2 separate regions of the Mus musculus genome follow, and region 2 is linked to region 1. The links are chromatin contacts, found by Hi-C or POLR2A ChIA-PET in ENCODE. All regions are on one chromosome and are shown on one strand. The core of a region is the stretch at or near the end of the contact, and the rest is flanking DNA. Distances in the headings are between cores, read along the strand shown. Region 1 holds the start of Eif3l (eukaryotic translation initiation factor 3, subunit L). Region 2 holds the start of Micall1 (microtubule associated monooxygenase, calponin and LIM domain containing -like 1).

Region 1 (3,601 bases), core at 595-3,094:
TCATTAGTCTCATGACCATAGTCACCTCAGGTCATACTCTAGAGGAGACAAGGAAATGTGGCAAAGTTAACCCTCCCTTGAAGAACCACATTTATGTTCTTATCCATATTTACTTACCCATGTACTTTCTTTTTTTTTTTTTTTTTTTTTTTTTAAAGATTTATTTATTTATTTATTTATTATATGTAAGTACACTGTAGCTGTCCTCAGACACTCCAGAAGAGGGAGTCAGATCTCGTTACGGATGGTTGTGAGCCACCATGTGGTTGCTGGGATTTGAACTCCTGACCTTCGGAAGAGCAGTCGGGTGCTCTTACCCACTGAGCCATCTCACCAGCCCACCCATGTACTTTCTATGACTAGTTTGAGACACTCATTGCTCTGTTCTCAGGTGCATCTTACATTGTTCTGAGTACATCTATCCCCTAATGCTAGTGCTTAACCTATGGCAAAACATCTTGGGGTGTGGGTGTGGGGTGAGGGGTATGGGTGTGGTAGTACACACCTCTGATCCCAACACTCAGGAGGCAGAGGCAGGTGGATCTCTGAGTTTGAGGTCATCCTGGTCTACATAATAGACCCTAGGACACCCAGAATTACATAATAGAAAGATCCTGTCTAAAACCAAATGAGCAGGGAGGTAGCTATGCAAGCCTTTAATCCCAGTAAGCAGGGGGCAGAGGCAGGTGGATCTCTTGAGTTCAAGGGCAGTCTGGTCTACAGACTGAGTTCCAGGACAGCCAGGGGTACAGCTGGCTGATTTTTGAAAAATCAGCTGTAACTCCAGAGGATTGATGCCCTGTGTGCATAATTCACTCATACAGAGGAATAAATAATCTTAAAAGTAAGGTCTTTATTAAACCCTAATTCTTTCTTGCTTAAATAAACCAAAGCAACCAGACAGGCAAACAAAAGGAACGACTTTAAGGAGTCTAGGGCTTAAGGAGCCAGGGGGGAGAATGGCAGTTCTAAATAGGACGCTTTGAGTAGAGGGCGTTGATTAGCAACACTCGTCCAGCAAACTCCTGTCTTCAACAGAGAGCCAGGCAGTGATACCGGGGTCATTTGTACTAAAGTCTGGTCAGAGGTAAGCATGAGTGCCGAAGCCCAGAGTTGTGTACCTGGCTGTAATAAGCAGAGATTGTTGTGACCCGGAGACAAGGATGCAGGTGCCCAAAAGGTAAGGCAAATCAGCTGTTCAGGGATTGGTTCTCGCCTTCCACCATGTGGGTCTCCCACATCGAACTCAGGTCGTTAGGCTTGGTGTCAAGGGCCTTCACCAGTTTGGTCATCCTGAGTGTTCTCAGGTTGATTTTTTTTTTTTTTTTTTTTTTTTTTTTGGTGGTGGTGGTGTGGGGGAGAAATTTCTCGCTGCAGGCAAAACCGTTTACACCTAAATCTAAGGTCAGGAACGCTACATCTTAGCAGGTCACTTGTCATCGTCTCTGTACCGTTTTCTTCTGATTTCTCTTTATTTTTGTTGTTGTTGTTTTGGAGACCCCGCTTTATAATCAGATTGGCCTGGAAATAACTAACTTTGGTTATCCTCGAATTTGTTGCAGTCTCCTGCCTCCGCCATCCTTGAGATGGCAGATGTGAGTCAACAGGGTCTAGGCATTCTTCCCCTTTATCGCTTGCCCGCCCCTACTTCTGCGTGCACACCATACTCCACAATAATGTCCTTTGAAAAGCCCGTTTTGCAGGGAGGAAGGAACTCTGATAGTTTAGGAACTCCGTCCTTCCAATCAGAGCTACTTCGCTTCCCCGGCGACCCCGGAAAGGCTTTCGGGCAGGTTGGGCTGGGCGGGACTTCCGGTCCGGCCAAGCAGGCGCGGAGTTCTTCTTCCGCTCTCTCCCACGGGCTTCTGGAGCGCCGTAGCCATGTCTTACCCCGCTGATGACTACGAGTCTGAGGTAATGAAGCGGTGAGCGCGTGGCGGGGTCCGCGGTGGGCACCCGGTTCGGTGGGATCTGTCCCCGAGGTGAGGCGGCGTCCAGATCGGGCCGGAACAAGCGGACCTCGATCATTCCGGCCCTCCCGGCCCCGGGTCTCCTCCCCGGGTCCCTCCTCTGCCGGCCGTATGTCCCCGCGTGTAGTCGCAGTCAGTCGGAGGCGGGCTGAAGGGTGTTTAATGCTGAGTTCTTGGCTCTCATGGCGTCTGCTTCAGACGGGGCTATTACTGTGTTTTTCTTGTCTTGTTGCACCTGTAAGCGTGTTTTGTGCTTGCCCGGGGTCCCTTTTCTCTCACACATGTGAAGCCCTCCGAGGTAGCGACTGTCAGTCTTATCTGAGTAGTATGTTTTGCCTCCTGCTTGACATGGAGGCCCGAGGACGAGCATTTTTGGAGTCCCCATTTGGCGTGTCTCCCTAACTTTGTCTCTTTCCTTGCAGGCTGCTTATGATCCCTACGCCTACCCGGGCGACTATGATATGCACACAGGTGAGGCTCTCAGTTTGCCCGGCTGTCTCTTGCCTTCCAAGGATTGGCACTTTTTTCTTTGACCATCTCAGCGTTGACTCCCAACAGGGACCTGTTAAAAACTGCGTCCTAATGGAGTGGTGGAGTCGGCCATTAGGTCTGATTGGTAGGGTTGTGAAGAGTCTAATTAAACCAGGCCTTTTTTGTGGTCTACCTGCCCACGTCAGAAGAGGACCATCACTGACCCGGCTAGGTTTTTCTTACTTGGGGCAGATTTTATTTGTTATACTGGGGTGGAACCCAGAGCCCCATGCTTGTGGACGGTCTCTGAACCACACCCACAGCCCTCCTCCCTGAGCTGTCTGGCCAAGGTCAAAAAGCTTTGTGGCTTTGTTGTTTGGGTGCCGGAGATGAGATTAAACCACACACTCCAGCCCCAAAGAAGGAAATCTTGGTGTGAAAATCTTCCTTGATTCAAACCAAGTCTAAGTGAAATACTTTGGGGAGGCTTTTGAAGTTTACCGAAATGTTCTAGTCACTTTGAGATTAAGTAAGTACCAAGTGGCTTGCGATGCTCACAGCATGTATTTTATTGGCCCTTACAGTAGAGTAGTTTTACAAAGTAAGCATGTTAATGTGTCTTTAAAGGTGAAAGAAAATAGCGTACTATGCATCATTTGGTTAGAAAGTGAGTTTCCTTTCCTGTTTTTTAAAGATGGGGGTCTCGTTATGTAGCTCTGGCTATCCCGGAACTCACTATATAGAGCATGCTAGCCTCACAGATTCAGCTGTCTGAGGGTTGGGATTAGCAGTGTGCACCCACCTACCCAGCTGAGAAGTAACTTTAATGGTATGTCCTGAGGGACAAGGACAGTGGGCTGGGATTGAGGATGACGGCTGACCTTAGACCCTTGCCCATGCTGGGCAAGCAGTCTGGGACTGAGACTGAACTCTATCCCCGGCCCCTTGGGGTGGTCCTGCCCCGACGTGTCATCAGGAGCCTGGGAGCACTCTGTCGTGTCTCTCTCCTAGGAGATCCGAAGCAGGACCTTGCCTATGAGCGGCAGTATGAGCAGCAGACATATCAGGTGATACCGGAAGTGATCAAAAACTTCATCCAGTACTTCCACAAGACTGTCTCCGATTTGATTGACCAGAAGGTGTACGAGCTTCAGGCCAGC
Region 2 (3,601 bases), core at 809-3,308, 34 kb after region 1:
GAAGCTGGCCCATGTGCCTTCAGACCCTGTATTGTGAAATTCGATTCTGTGGGCTTTGAGAAAGCAGAATTCAACCTCTTTCTTTTGTAATTGACCCCAGAGGCCCAAGTGACAAGTTAGGTATAAAAGTTTCAATCCCTCTCATAGAGTGCTAGTATCAGTTATTTAACTCACGGGGCTCAAGCATACATACATTACTTTTTTAAAGATTAATTTTGTATGTGTGTTTTGCCTGTATGTATACCACATGCAGACAGTGCTTGTAGAATCAGGGTGTCAGGTCCCCAGAACTGGAGTTACTGTGGTTAGCTAGGTCCAGACTGAAAATGCAACCCAGCAGACAGAAGAGCAGCAAGTGCTCTCAACAGTTTCCATACGTTTATTCTTGTGTCCATTATGTGTGTTTATGGTTATGGAAGCCTTGTGTGCCATGACATCTGCATGGAGGTCAGAGTTCAACTTCTGGAAGTTGGCTCTCTCTTTCCATCGTGTGGGTGTAGACAATTGAATTCAGATCAACAGTTTGGCCTTTACCTGATGAGCCATTTTACTGGCCCTATTATTTATTTGGAGACAGGGTTTCTATAACTCTGGTTGTCCTGGAACTCACTCTATATCCAGCTTACCTTCAACATCCAGAGACCCACCTGACTCTTGATTGTTGGGATAAAGGTAGCCACCATATCAGGCTCCAATTTATTTTTGAGACAGTTTTATATTGTAACCTCAGGATTCCTTCAAGCCATGTATGAACACTTGAGCCATTCTGCCCAGTTTTTTTTTTTGGGGGGGGGGCGGTTTCAAGACAGGGTTTCTCTGTGTAGCCCTGGCTGTCCTGGAACTCACTCTGTAGACCAGGTTGGCCTCGAACTCAGAAATCCACCTGCCTCTGCCTCCGAGTGCTGGGCTTACAGGCATGCACCACCAATGCCCAGCTTCTGCCCAGTTTTTAAGTTTTGAAACAAGTCTCTTGTAGCCCAGGCTGGCAAGCACCTCTCGGGCATAAACTACAAGGCTCTATCTTCATTTTCAAGATATGAAACTATAATTCAAGGTGACACAAGATCACGTTGCTGGGGAGGGAGGGAACCAGGATTTGAGCCTGGGTTAACAGAACTCCAAAATCCTGTTTCAGATGACTAAAACCCTGTTCATTCCCTCAGAAGGGAGCAGCAGACTCATTCCTACAAGCTACACATAGGTCAGAGTGATGTCACCATCTCTGCGGGGCTGATTCATCAGCCTGGGTTTATTTAGGAGGCGCCTCTGGGGGAGGGGTCTCCTGGTGGGGTCTTGAAGAAACTATCAAACCAGGCGTTGGAAGCAGAGGTTTTCCTCTGTGTCGGTTTCTAGGTCCTTTCAGCAAGAGCCCAGCCATTCTAAAAGTTGAAGAGACAGAGCCCCGGAAGGATCTATGATCCCCTAGTTTACACGGAGAGAGGGAACCAGAAAGGACCAACTTGGTTGTGGGGTCCCCAGCCTGTCATACTACATAGCTCTCTGGCCTGGTGGTAGTAAAGGTGTTTGGATCCCCTAGGCAGGCCGTGGGGGGAGGGGCGGGCGTTCGAAGTGTTGTAGCGCGGTGGGGTATGGAAGAAAGCTGGTGGCCATCTGGAGGTCTGGGATCTGTGGGGAAAGTGCCTCGACTTTCAGACCAGTCGTGGGTGTGGTTCAGAGAAGTCAGTGAGGAGAATCTGAAGGTTCCTAAGGGTGAGCTTGAGGCAGGCTAGCAGCAAAGCCAGAGTGTCCCACCTCTTGGGGTAGGAGGGCCTGGGGAGACTGCGGGGTGGCGTTGGGGAGGGGCTAGCCAGCGAGGAGTTGTCCCTTCTTCCAGGAGGGGCTCCCCAAGGGAAGGGTTGACTCGATCTGGAGGAGAGGGGCTATGTGGGGCGTCCGCCCTTCCGGGGAAGGGGCTCGACGGCGGGGGCGGGGCCGCAGGGTGGGGCCCCATCCTCCTCGCGCTCCCCCGCGACGCGGGCGGGCAGGGGCGGGGACGGAGGCGGTGGGCGCCCGCGGCCGGCCCACAATGAGGACAGCGGGCCGCGGTGAGTAAGCGGCGGCCGCCCGGGCCGGGCCACGCGGGGCGGAGGCTTCGCGGGCAGGTCGGGGCAGGCTGGCCGGGCGGGGTCGGGAGCCGAGTCCGCAGCCCTAGCCGCGCCAGAGCGGAGCGAAGACACCGAGGCCCCGCCCCGGCCGCCGGTGGCGCCCCGACCTCCGAGCCGCGCCGCAGACACAGCCGGAAACTGGCCCTGCCGGAGCGCAAGCGGCAGCCCAGTGCCACCTGACCCCGAGTCGGAGCCACACGAACCGGAGCCCAAGTCCGAGCCCCAGTCCGGGCCGTCTCCGAGCCGGGCCTGCCATGGCGGGGCCGCGGGGCGCTCTCCTGGCCTGGTGTCGCCGCCAGTGCGAGGGCTACCGCGGCGTGGACATCCGCGACCTGAGCAGCTCCTTCCGGGACGGCCTGGCTTTCTGCGCCATCCTGCACCGGCACCGGCCCGACCTGCTGTGAGTGCCCGGGGTGCGCGAGCGAGCACGCGGGGCTGGGGACCGCCGCTCCCCTCAATGACGCGGTGGCACGCGCCGCCCTGAGAGGTCCGGGACCTCACACCCGCCGCTTCTGAACGCGGAGCAGGGCCACCCGAGACCCCAAGACCGTGCACCCCCTCCCCCACCTCGGGCCACTGGTGTCAGGCTCTGACCTCTAAGAGGGAACTCTGACCCGTCCTTCGGGACGTCGTTACTCTAGGCTCCAGCAGAAATACTGAGCCTCGCTTCCTCCATTGGCGTCAGAGCATAGTAACCCCAAACTTGACTGTAGGAGATGAGAATATGCCACTCCCCCAGTTAGGCTTCCTTTAAGTTCGAGCTGGTCCCCGGGTGCTCTGGGAGGCTGACTTCTTTCTAATAGAAATTTACATCTTTGTAAGGGCACCTACCGGAAAGGGTCTTCAGAAAGAATGCGGCCCCAGATCACTTCCTACCTGGGAGAAGCTGCCGGGCTTCGGCTTTACTCACTTCCCCATCCTTCCCTCCCCTAGAAGACAAACCCCATTCCTTTCTATAGATAAGCGGCTATCATCCGGCACAGCAAGTCCCATATTTTGTGGGACTTCCGTGGGAATGTAGGTCATTAGTTTTAATTCTCTCTTCAGCTAGTTTGCCATTTACATTTAAGGCGCAAAGAACCTAGAGGGATGGAGGAGAAAGCTTTTGTAAGGCACTTTGGGCAGATACTCTGTAGGGCACTAACCCCGTTTCTGGCACAGGGTTCCTAGCTAAATGGCTGTCAGGTGACTGCGGGTACACTACTTCCCCAAACCACCTCGATAGGAATCTGTCTAGGTGTATGGTCCCGCGGCTCTGCTGGTTACAGTGGGGAACAAAGATGGAGCAGAAATTAGGAGCCAGGCAGGGGAGGTCTCTAGTGCAGCTGACAACTGCCAATCTGAAGCTTCCGGCTGGAATGTGGATCCCTCCTACCTGAGCTTCTCAGAAGGGTCTCCCCGGAAAATATAATCAGACCCACAGGACAACCAACCGAGGCGGCCTTCTACTCAGCTTTCTTCCCTTAGCCCTGGGATCTCTTTCTTTCATTCGTTCA

Evidence for each region. Hi-C counts contacts between places; a loop is a spot of excess contacts on that map. ChIA-PET counts read pairs that join two places held with the same protein, here RNA polymerase II (POLR2A).
Region 2: a map of heart shows a loop between it and region 1 (6-fold over the local background). The contact joins the promoter of Micall1 here to the promoter of Eif3l in region 1. A Hi-C loop is called at or near these places in 1 of 37 maps with a recorded cell type or tissue (heart). POLR2A ChIA-PET finds 5 or more read pairs at or near these places in 5 of 5 experiments (Patski and embryonic stem cell).

Annotation. Positions count from the first base shown.
Region 1 is chr15:79,073,379-79,076,979 of GRCm38, forward strand. Eif3l (eukaryotic translation initiation factor 3, subunit L) reads left to right here and starts at 1,845. Exons shown (of 13, transcript NM_145139.2): 1 at 1,845-1,914; 2 at 2,393-2,441; 3 at 3,453-3,601. The coding sequence starts at 1,882.
Region 2 is chr15:79,106,925-79,110,525 of GRCm38, forward strand. Micall1 (microtubule associated monooxygenase, calponin and LIM domain containing -like 1) reads left to right here and starts at 2,059. Exons shown (of 16, transcript NM_177461.1): 1 at 2,059-2,505. The coding sequence starts at 2,360.